Linked DNA regions of Homo sapiens: all the other regions are linked to region 3. A link is a contact called in ENCODE Hi-C or POLR2A ChIA-PET data. All regions are on one chromosome and are shown on one strand. The core of a region is the stretch at or near the end of the contact, and the rest is flanking DNA. Distances in the headings are between cores, read along the strand shown. Region 1 holds the start of RAET1E-LRP11 (RAET1E-LRP11 readthrough). Region 2 holds the start of ULBP2 (UL16 binding protein 2). Region 3 holds the start of PPIL4 (peptidylprolyl isomerase like 4). Region 4 holds the start of ULBP1 (UL16 binding protein 1).

Region 1 (2,700 bases), core at 194-2,693, 350 kb before region 3:
CCTCAAGGCAGCTGGGGCAGGGAGAGGACGGTTAGAAGCCCAGGGCACACTGCCACAAAAAGGCTGTGACTCATTTTCAGGGATTGAAAACTGCAGTCCAATTCATTTTAAAATTTTCGTCTCTCTTTGGACTTCAGGCTGAAAGTTCTTTATAGCAACGGGCTTCCAGGGACTATGTGAAATTATTGGTTTCACTTTCCTTATCACCCGCTTCTTACTTCAATTAAAATTCCATTTCAGCCGGGTGTGGTGGCTCACTCCTGTAATCCCAACACTTTGGGAGGCTGAGGGGGGAGGATTGTTTGAGCCCAGGAGTTCGAGATCAGCCTGGGCAACGTGATGAGACCCCATCTCCACACCAAAAATTTAAAAATTAGCTGGGTGTGGTGGCTCATGCCTGTAGTGCCAGCTATTCTGGAGGCTGAAGTGGAAGGACTGATTGAGCCTGGGAGTTCAAGGCTGCAGTGAGCCGTGCTCATGCCACTGCACTCCACCTGGATGACAGAGCAAGACCTGGTCTCAAAAAACAAAACAAACAAAAATCTACTTCATATGTAACCATTACTTCAGTTTTGAAACCATTGCCTGAAGCTGACATTTTGCAGTTGGAAAATGGCTATTCCTTCCCATCTTCAGGTTGGCTCAGGCCAAGCTGAGATTCAGGACCACAGAGGGCAACAAAGGTGGAAGGGCCCCTTTCCCCTTTCTGTATATTTTTCCCAGCCTGTCTGCAGCTCTTTCTTTTTCTTCAGTGTTAGGTTGGCATCCCAGATGTCAGGACCCAAGTATAGGCCTGGTGTGCTCCTTCCTGTGAGTCATCAGACTTGTAGAAAATATTGGCCCTGCTAAGGAGCTACTCAGTGGTCATATCACACATATGCACGCACACACACACAAGCACCCATGCACACACACACACACACACACAAACACACACATACACTCTGTTCTTGGCCCACCCCCGCTGGTGTCCCCACAGCAGCAGTATTGGCAGGGCGGTAGCAGTGAGTTCCTCTCTGTGTACTCTCAGGGCCTGGATGTGTACAGAACAGGCTCCACTCAGGACAGATTTGAGACCCCTTCTCCAGACCAAGAGGTGGAAGTGCACCCTCAAAATTGAGGTTCTTTAACCTTAGCAGACAGAGAACCACATAGGGGACATGTAAAAAATGTGCATTCCTCGGCTCCTTCAAACGCTTGACCCACTGTCCTCTGAGCAGACAACCCCTTATCCCCCAGCCCCAGAGATAGAGCCCTGCCGATAGTCCATGGTTACTTTCTTTGAAGTCTGTTCCATCTAGTTAAGAAAGGACAGTGGTAAAGACCCACTTACCTTACCAGGCATCATAAGGGCCCTAGCATCTGAGTCACAGGATGTCACCCTCTGGGTCTGACATGCACTTGAATTAACTGGCATACTGCCCGGCACACAGAGGGAACCTAGATGTGGAACGGATATGGGTGGTGTTACAGGCCGCATGTTTGCCTGCCTTCCAAATTCATATGCAGAAATCCTAATTCTCAAGGTGATGCTATTTAGGAAGTCATAACTCATGTGAGTGGAGCCATGTGGGATTAAGAAGTGATAGGAGAGCTTGCTGTCTGTCTCTGCTCTCCACTGTGTGAGGATACAACAGGAAGACAGCCATCTGGTGAGGAAGAGAGGGCCCTCGCCAGATACCGGACCTGCTGACACCTTGATCTTGGACTTCCCATCTTCCAGGAAGGTAAGAAATAAATGCTTGGTGTTTCAGCCACCTTGTCTATTCTGTTGTAGCAGCCTGAACTGGCTAAGGTAGCAGGGTCTGATGATCAAATGGGACAGCTGTAAAAGTGAGGTGGGAAGGGGGTCTACAGATACTAAGTTTTATGAGGAAAACTTGTGCTTTATTTGAAAATGACACAAAATTTTGTTCTAAGAAAAATTTTCAGAATTCAAAACTTAGAGCCCTAAGACTTTTCCCAATGATAGACTTGGCTTTCCTTGAGGTCTTGGCCCCAGTAGGACTGCTGGAGTCTATTACAAAACTCATCTGGAAGGACCTCTGCCGTTGCTGAGGCTTGAGGAAATGGTTTTAAGGTCACAGTGTAAACAAAACTGCTGGGAAGTTGGAACTGGGCGGAGCCCACTGCAGCTCAGCAAGGCTGCTATGGCCAGACTGCCAGATTTCTCCTCTCTGGTCAGGGCATGTTGGTAAACAAGGCAGCAGCCCCAATCAGGGGCTTATAGCAGACTTAAATGTCCCCGCCTGATGGCTCTGAAGAGGGCAGCAGACCTCCCAGCACAGCATTCGAGCTCTGCTAAGGGTCAGACTGCCTCCTCAAGTGGGTGCCTGACACCCACGTATACTGACTGGGAGACACCTCCCAGTAGGGGCCGACAGACACCTCATACAGGAGAGCTCTGGCTGGCATCTGGCAGGTGCCCCACTGGGTCAAAGCTTCCAGAGGAAGGAACAGGCAGCAATCTTAGCTGCTCTGCAGCCTCCGCTGGTGATACCCAGGTAAACAGGGTTGGGAGTGGACCACCGGCAAACTCCAGCAGACTGGCAGCAGAGGGGCCTGATGGTTAGAAGGAAAAGAAACAAACAGAAAGGATTAGCACGTCCCCTCAAAGACCCCATCTGAAGGTCACCAACATTAAAGACCAAAGGTGGATAAATCCACAAAGATAGGAAAAAACCAGTGCGCAAAGCCTGA
Region 2 (2,700 bases), core at 138-2,637, 400 kb before region 3:
ACTCAGCACAAAGGAGGGGAGAATAAGCCCCCAACTATGGGACCCCCACTCCCATCACATCCACACCACCCAGAAGCCACAGACAAGGTAGGACCACCTTCTACTCTCCAACTGACATCAGAGACATCACTTGGAGATGACACCATAGGGGATGGGGCACTATTCACTGGGACATTGTAATCCCCTGATCTGGGATCAGCAACCTAGGACAGGGTCCAAATCTGGTCCCCCCTATTTGAAGGTTGCCATTGCCTGCTGTTGCTCTACAAAGGGACAGGACTGGACACTGAGACGGAGAACCCACGGCCTGCAAAGATCACAGGGCATCCTTCCTCCCTTTCTAGAAAGAGTTTGCTGACCCCTGTCTACACAGTGACTATTCTCTATGACGCTGACACCCCCGTAGGAAGAACAGGCGGTCTGGGCCCCAAGGGCAGAAGTGGGTGCCTCTACTCACCAGAGTTCCCAGGGTCATCCTGGAGGAAATGGTGCTTCCCATCCCCCCTGCACAGGTTCTGAGGGGAGCTTGGGGTGTGTTTGCTGGGGTGTGTCCTCAGGCAAGAGGCAGAAGGTGCGACGTGGTGTAGGAGGTGGTGAGGTCCCCTTCATGGATGGGGAGACCTCTGGGGTGACCAGCTGGGCTGAGGTGGGCAGTAAGAGGACGTGACCTGGGTGGTGGCAGTGGATGGTGAGGGGAGGGGTGGCGGTTGTCTGCTGAGCCCCTGGGTGCAGGTGAGTGTCTACAGGAAAGTGCAGGGAAAAATTCAAGGGCACGCAGCCCTGGGGGCGCTGGAGGGTTTGTGTGGTGGAGAGCGGGTGAGAGCAGAGCAGGCCTGTGGCTGGTGGGGGTGTCTGTGATCGCGTCCCTGTGGAATCCCGCTTCACCCCTGTCCTGTCCCCAGCTCCGGTTCCGGGGGCTCTGGTTTTTCCTTCCCGAGGGCGGGTGGGACTGCCAGGCTGCACCAGGGATCCCCGCCCCACCTCGCTCTCTGCAGCCCTCCGGCCCCTCCACCCTCCTGCCAGCCTCCTTTCCACCCCGCTCCTTTTCGCCTCTTCCCGGGCAAGAAGCAGCCTCGGGGACTGCACCCAGCAGGAAGGAGCCGCCGACCGGAACTGAACGGGGGCGCAGTTAGGGGAGATCTCCCCCGTCCTTCTAGAAGCCTCCCCTCCTCTGAAACCCGCGGCAGTTCACAGCCCTCCAGGCTTGGTCCCCGCCCGGCTTAGGCTCCATCCACGAACTCACCGGCTCGCCCAGCCCGGGACCAGCCGGACAGCAGGAGCAGAAGCGGGAGGCACAGAAGGATCTTGGTAGCGGCGGCTGCTGCCATTAAGGACCCAGAGCGCTAGGGATGAGAGACTTGATGGAAGGAGAGCCTGGAAGATGAATCACCTCAAGGTTTTAAAGCCTCCCTATGTACGGGCGCGCCCCCCGTTTCCCGCTGTCATAGCGTCAAGCGGGTCATAGCGTCACGCGGCTAGAAATATGATTGGCTGCCCTGACGGTGTCCCTCCCCTTCCCGGGCGTCCCTCCCCTTTGTCCCAACCCCCTTCGGGTTGGTGTCTGGGTGTCCGCCCGGCTCCTGCCAAGACACGGTTCCTTCCACGACAGACTCATTTAATCATCACAACATTTTTTTATTGAAGGTGAAGAAACTTGCAGAGGAATATTCAGCGGCGGCGGCGTCTCCCTGTCCCCGCCTGGGTCCGCGACGCTCTCCCTCCCTCCGCCTGCGCCGCGAGGTCCCTGGCTTATCATGCTCTGGGCGCAGCCACGGGCCTGATCGCGTCCCCTCCACTACTGCGCCAGTTCCCAGTGGACGTGATTACAGTCCGGGCTAGGTTTTATTATTTATTTATTTATTTATTTATTTATTTAGAGACGGAGTTTCGCTCTTGTTGCCCAGGCTGGAGTGCAGTGGCGTGATCTCGGCTCACCGCAATCGCCGCTTCCCGGGTTCAAGGGATTCTCTGGCCTCAGCTTCCGGAGTAGCTGGGATTACAGACGCCCTCCACCACGCCCGGCGAATTGTTTGTATTTTTGGTAGAGATGGGGTTTCATCTTGTTGGCCAGGCTGGTCTCAAACTCATGACCTTAGGTGATCCACCCGTCTCGGCCTCCCAAAGTGCTGGGATTACAGGCGTTAGCCACCGCGCCTGGCCCGGGCTAGGTTTTATTACAGGAGCAGCAGGCAGGGTTCCAGAGGTTTAAAACAACATATTGTGCACTAAACAACTGGTCAAGATGGTAAATTTTATCTTCTATGTTTTTACCAAAATTAAACAGCTTTAAAAATATATATTAAAAAATTATGTCTTGTTCCTGCTCTGCCCAATGCAGATTGGCCAAAAGAGTCTACTTATTAAAATCGAGGACAACATGGAGGACCCCGTTCCTAAAATCTCAACCTGTGACACACTTGCTGATTTAGAAAGCTCCTCAGAGAGATGGGCCCTGAGCTCCCAGTTCAGCAGCCTCCCTCGCCCAGGTCCACGGATGGCACAGGGGGCTCAGCAGAGCAGGTTCAAGTGAAAGTTCCTGGTGGTTCCCCACTGTTAGTGCATTCTGCTGGCCTCTTCGCCCTGGGCAAAGGGCCAGCCACCCTTCAAAGCTAGGCACAAATGCCCGGTCCCATGCGTGTCCCTCATGTTCCCACAATACAGAACACCCTCCTGCTCGCTGAGACCTGGGTCCACAGTGAG
Region 3 (2,700 bases), core at 10-2,509:
GAAGATGGCGTAGGATGGGGTAGGAGAGGATCTTGTAAATCATTATAAAAGCTCTGGCTTTTCCGCCAGGTGCGGTGGCTCAAGCCTGTAATCCCAGCACTTTGGGAGGCGGAGGCGGGCGGATCCACGAGGTCAGGAGGTCGAGACCATCCTGGCTAACACGGTGAAACCCGGTCTCTACTAAAAACACAAAAAATTAGCCGGGCGTGATGGCGGACACCTGTAGCCCCAGCAACTCGGGAGGCGGAGGCAGGAGAATGGGGTGAACCCGGGAGGCGGAGCTTGCAGTGAGCCGAGATCGCGCCACTGCACTCTAGACTGGGCGACAGAGCGAGACTCCGTCTCAAAAAAAAAAAAAAAAAAAAAAGCTTTGGCTTTTCGTCAGATGTGAAGTTATTGGAGATTATGTGTAAAATGTCATAAGAAAGAGTGACAGGCTTGCCCAGAAGAGTGTCTGGGGAATAAACTTGCATGGCAAAATGTTAGTTTTGGCCAGGCGCAGTGGCTCACGCCAGTAATCTCAGCACTTCGGGAGGCCAAGGCGGGAAGAGTTCGAACTCCTTGAGCTCAGGAGTTTGAGACCAGTCTGAGCAACATAGTGAGACCACCTCCCCCGACCGCCATCTCTACAAAAAATAAAAGAACAAAATTAGCCGGGCGTGGTGGCGCGCGCCTGTGGTCACTTGGGAGGCTGAGACAGGAAAATCGCTGGAGCCCGGGAGGTGGAGGTTGCAGTGAGCCGACATCGCGCCACTGCACTCCAGCCTGGGCAACAGAGCGAGACCCTGTCTCAAAACAGAAAACAAAACAAAATGTTAGTTCTTAGAATCGGAAACCCCTAGTAGAGGCCCAAAGTTGTTTTGCGAAAAGGAGACTGACGAGGAAACCCGGAGGAGTCCGCCCAAATAGGTGGAGAGAAGATCCCGCCGCGGGCGCCCCCTGGTGGATAAAAGGGCCGCGCGGAGGGCCGCTCTGCTCTTGAGACGGACACAAACGGGGCACAAAACACTATACTGAGACCGTTCTGAGGGACAGGCTTCCACCAAAATCGCCAAGGGCGGACCAGGATTTTCAAAACGGCCGCGCCGGGGGCGGGACCAACCCGATCCGTAAGTCAGCTGGGCAGCCCGGCGCCCGCACGCCGACCGGAAGGAACTGCTCGGAACCGGGGGCGGCGCCGGCGAGATGACGCAAAAGGGGTCGCGCCGAGGGTGACGCGTGGCGTAGACGACGCCGTCGGCCTGCGCCTGTCACCCCCCTCCTCCCGGGGTTTGTAGCGGAGGAGGAGCGGGCGCCATGGCGGTTCTACTGGAGACCACTTTAGGCGACGTCGTCATCGACTTGTACACCGAAGAACGGCCGCGTGGTGAGGCTTGAGCCCCACTCACCTGTCGCCGGGGCCCCCGAGCTTGTCTCCCTACTTTCCCTTCTCTGCGCAGTCCAGGGCAGAGATTGGCTAGAGCTCGAGCTTCTGGGCTGCTGGTGCCCGCGACTGGGCTATTTTATTAACCGGCCTTGGCTAGAAAAGTTTTTGTGACGGGAATTCGTTTGAGCCTTGGCAGCCCTTCTCCCGTATTTTGTGTTGGCCAGTCCGGTGGACGGTGCTTGCGGTCATTAATTGCCTTTGGGAGTGTGTGTGTGGGGCGTGTGTGTGTGTGATTCGAGCTGCACATACAATACCCATAGCTTTTGTGCCTTTATTGTGTTTACTCGTGAGAGGAACATAGGAACTATTGCTTGGTGTGTAATCGGTTAAATCTTGATGAAGGCAGTTAGGGTGTGCTTGGCGCAGCGAGTGTGGGCATACCGCTTAGGTGGAGGAGGAAGAGGTTGTCTGGAGTGTGGACTGAGCCTTCGAGGCACTGGGCTAAGTCCTGGGCTTGGCTTCTTGCCCCCGAGGGTCTGATTTTTCCACTGGGGGAAGTAGACACAGGAACCCATTTTAGTTTTCTATGTGTTATGGTAGAAGAATGTGTAAGTTGCCACGGAAACCAGAAGAGGGCGGCTTCTTTGGTGGGGGGTGGGAAGAAGCAAAGCTAGCGAATACTATATAGAACACTTGAACTAGTTCTTTCAAAGATGAATGGGAATGAGGGTTTTCTTAGCTTGGACTTTCTTTGTTTGGAATTTTCTGGAAACGGCAAGTAGTTTGGTGTGGCTGGAAGGACTGGTGTGAGTCGTGGAATGGTAGACTCGAGTGTGGTCAGATACGCCTAGGTCAGTCGTGAATAGTCTTGTGTGCCCTACTGATGATCAGAGTCCTTGAAGACTTTAAAAGCAGGATTGAGGCATGGCATACTTGTTTTGAGAAGATAATAGGCAGCGGTGTGGAGAATGTATCAGAGTCAGGAAGAAACTGAGACCAGGAGAGATTAGTTACAAACAGGGTCCTACCCACATGGAATGCAGAGCCTATCAAAGAAGGTGAAATAAGTTGCAATATTGTACAATAACTACCTCCTGCCGTGCTCCGCTTTCCCTCGCACGCAGCTATTCCTCCCTCCTCTCCACCTGGCGAAAACACTACAAACTCTCCCGTACCATTGTTACCATTCTTTTGCTGTTTCTTCTAAACAATATTCTTCTCCACTATTGTCCTTCTGGCAAACTTACTACTTATTATCTAAATCTCAGATCAAGCATCATCTCTTCTTTGAAGCTCTCCCTCCTTTCTAAGCAGAGTTACCTGAGGGTTCCTCT
Region 4 (2,700 bases), core at 125-2,624, 420 kb before region 3:
GACAGCGATGTTCGGGGAGACCGCGATGTTCTGGGGGATCGCGATGTTCGGGGAGACCGCGATGTTCGGGGAGGCCGCGATGTTCGGGTAGACCGCGATGTTCTGGGGGATCGCGATGTTCGGGGAGACCGCGATGTTCGGGGAGGCCGCGATGTTCTGGGGGATCGCGATGTTCGGGGAGACCGCGATGTTCGGGGAGGCCGCGATGTTCGGGTAGACCGCGATATTCGGGGAGATCGCGCTGGTCCACCCAGAAGCCTCCTGGCCTATGGGGCAAGCAGCAGCCGCAGGAAGCGGACCCGGAGGAAAGGAGCCGCGGAGGGGAACTGAGTGCCTTCAGCCGGGCATGTTCGGCGAGATCGCGATGTTCGGGGAGATCGCAATGTTTCGGGGGATCGCAATGTACGGGGAGACGGCGATGTTCGGGGGTACCGCGATGTTCGGGGGGACCGCGATGTTCGGGGAGACCGCGTTACTCGGGGGGACGGCGATGTTCGGGGGGGATCACGATGTTCGGAGGGATCGCGATGTTGGGGTAGAACGCGATGTTCGGGGGCATCGCGCCGGTGCTACCAGAAGCCTCCTGGCCTGCGGGGCAAGCAGCAGCCGCAGGAATCAGACCCGGCGGAAAGGAGCCGCGGAGGGGAACTGAGTGCCTTCAGCCGGGCATGTTCGGCGAGATCGCGATGTTCGGTGAGATGGCAATGTTCGGGGAGATCGCGATTTTCGGGGAGACCGCGATGTTCGGGGAGATCGCGTTGCTCGGAGAGAGGGCGATGTTCGGAGAGGCCGCGATGTTCGGGGAGACCACGATGTTCGGGGAGACAGCACCGGTCCTTCCAGAAACCTCCTGGCCTGAGGGGCAAGCAGCAGCCGCAGGAAGCGGACCCGGCGGAAAGGAGCCACCGAGGGGAACTGAGTGCCTTCAGCTGGGCATGTCTGGGGAGATCACGATGTTCGGGGAGATCGCGATGTTCGGGGAGACAGCGATGTTCGGGGGCACCGCGATGTTCGGGGAGACCGCGACGTTCGGAGGGACCGCGACGTTCGGGGAGACCGCGATGTTCGTTCAGGGAGATCGCGCCGGTCCTTCCAGAAGCCTCCCCTCCTCTGAAACCCGCTGCAGTCCACAACCTCCCAGGTTTGGCCCCCGCCCTGCTTAGGCTACATCCCCGAACTCACCGACCCATCCTGCCCGGGACCAGCCAGACAGCAGGTGCAGAAGCGGGAGGCACAGAAGGAACGCGGGGCTGGCGGCCGCTGCCATTGTAGACCTGGAGCTCCGTGGACAGGAGGCGCTGATGGTTCCCTTCGAGGCTCACACCACGGCTGTTTATAAAGCTGCCCAGCCCGGCCCGCCGCGCGCAGGGATACACTGGGCGGGATCCTAGGCATGCACTTTTTTGGGGATGCTCCACCCCGTCACGCCCCGGGCTCGTCATCTGACAGCGGCCTGGCTGACGCAACTCTCCCCTCCGACCCGCCCCCGCGGCTTGGTGGCGGCGTGCGCGGGCCCCGAGCGGGCCAGGACGCCGTTCCTTCCGTTCCTTCCATGGCCCCATCAAATAATTTTTCAACACAGCATTTATCATTACCCCAGTGTAAACACTGATGCACAGGAAGATGAAGAAACTTGCATAGGAATACTCAGTGGCGGCGGTGTCTCCCTGTCACCGCCTGCGCCAGCGACACCCGCCCTCCCTCCGCCTGCAGTCGCGAAGTCCCCGCCCCTCTCCGTCCAGGGCGCAGCCGCTTCCCCATTCCGGAGCGAACCTTTTTTGCCTCTCCACTAAAAGCATGAGGTGGTCTTTGAGTATATTCTATATCCCTTTATGACTTCTGGAAAAAAAAAAAAAGAAAAGAAAGAAAGCCCTAGAGGGCTACCGTGATCAATCATGATGTGATCAGTTGTGTTTCCATGGAGAGCAGAAGCCGAGGGAAGAGTCTACGCATGCGTGGGGCTCACTTTGCTACACACCCTTCTGTGTCTAACAACACCCAAATCCGTGGCTGTATCTGCACCTCGGCTCAGTCCCTGGATGGTCCCTGCAGCCATCCTCAAAAGGGACGCCCGAGTGCATCCTCCTCTGAGTCACCATGAAACCATCTAGATCTGCGGGTAGAAGCCAGAGGGAGGTGGAGGGCCCAGTGGCTCTTGGCCGCAAGGGAGGGCTTAGCCTGCAGTAAGGACTGGGCAGAGCCCCTGAGTCCCACTTTGCCCCCAGCCACTCAGCCCATTCCCCAATGAATGAGAAAAATAGGCACAGACCTCCCACTCCACACAGTCTTCATGTGGGGAGACCTTCACCTGGTGACCATCAATCACCAGGGTCCTGAGGCTGTGGGAAAGGGGAGGAGGCCTGGACCAAGCCCAGGGCCTGACTATGCTTCAGGACAGGGACATGGGATGGCAGCCATCTCTGTGACTGAGCAGGGACACAGGAGCCAAAAGGTTCTGGCCTGATGCACTAGAGCCTCTGTCCAGGAGGGGCTACATGAAGGGTGGTCGGCAGGACAACAGTCACACGGGGGTGGGCAGTTCTCAGATTTGGGAGGGGAATAGCTTGGTGGGCCCAGGGATCTGTGTGTGAGAAAAGCCTCCCATGTACAGGGCTGGGGGCAGGAGCTCAGGTTAGTCCTAGGAGGAGGCCACTGGGAAGTCCCTGGCAGCACCACCCCTGAGGCCGGGTGACCTGGGCC

Evidence for each region. Hi-C counts contacts between places; a loop is a spot of excess contacts on that map. ChIA-PET counts read pairs that join two places held with the same protein, here RNA polymerase II (POLR2A). Pooled maps may share reads with other maps.
Region 1: a loop to region 3 is called in a map of gastrocnemius medialis, with 2.5 times the contacts of the local background. The contact joins the promoter of RAET1E-LRP11 here to the promoter of PPIL4 in region 3. A Hi-C loop is called at or near these places in 1 of 168 maps with a recorded cell type or tissue (gastrocnemius medialis) and 4 of 50 pooled maps. POLR2A ChIA-PET finds 5 or more read pairs at or near these places in 2 of 52 experiments (AG04449 and OCI-LY7).
Region 2: a map of CD14-positive monocyte shows a loop between it and region 3 (4-fold over the local background). The contact joins the promoter of ULBP2 here to the promoter of PPIL4 in region 3. A Hi-C loop is called at or near these places in 1 of 168 maps with a recorded cell type or tissue (CD14-positive monocyte), 1 of 37 single-sample maps with no recorded cell type and 5 of 50 pooled maps.
Region 4: a pooled map shows a loop between it and region 3 (9-fold over the local background). The contact joins the promoter of ULBP1 here to the promoter of PPIL4 in region 3. A Hi-C loop is called at or near these places in 5 of 50 pooled maps.

What each region holds. Positions count from the first base shown.
Region 1 is chr6:149,894,873-149,897,572 of GRCh38, reverse strand. It overlaps RAET1E-LRP11 (RAET1E-LRP11 readthrough), which reads left to right and starts at 1,443. Exons shown (of 15, transcript NR_182438.1): 1 at 1,443-1,727. It overlaps RAET1E (retinoic acid early transcript 1E), which reads left to right. Exons shown (of 6, transcript NM_001394057.1): 2 at 1,541-1,727. The region is part of intron 1 of RAET1E-AS1 (RAET1E antisense RNA 1); the gene reads right to left.
Region 2 is chr6:149,940,701-149,943,400 of GRCh38, reverse strand. ULBP2 (UL16 binding protein 2) reads right to left here and starts at 1,387. Exons shown (of 5, transcript NM_025217.4): 1 at 1,244-1,387. The coding sequence starts at 1,328. RefSeq lists a silencer at 1,390-1,519.
Region 3 is chr6:149,544,602-149,547,301 of GRCh38, reverse strand. It overlaps PPIL4 (peptidylprolyl isomerase like 4), which reads left to right and starts at 1,259. Exons shown (of 13, transcript NM_139126.4): 1 at 1,259-1,366. The coding sequence starts at 1,297. RefSeq lists enhancers at 1-366, 1,070-1,369.
Region 4 is chr6:149,962,617-149,965,316 of GRCh38, reverse strand. It overlaps ULBP1 (UL16 binding protein 1), which reads right to left and starts at 1,374. Exons shown (of 5, transcript NM_025218.4): 1 at 1,183-1,374. The coding sequence starts at 1,267. RefSeq lists an enhancer at 499-1,038.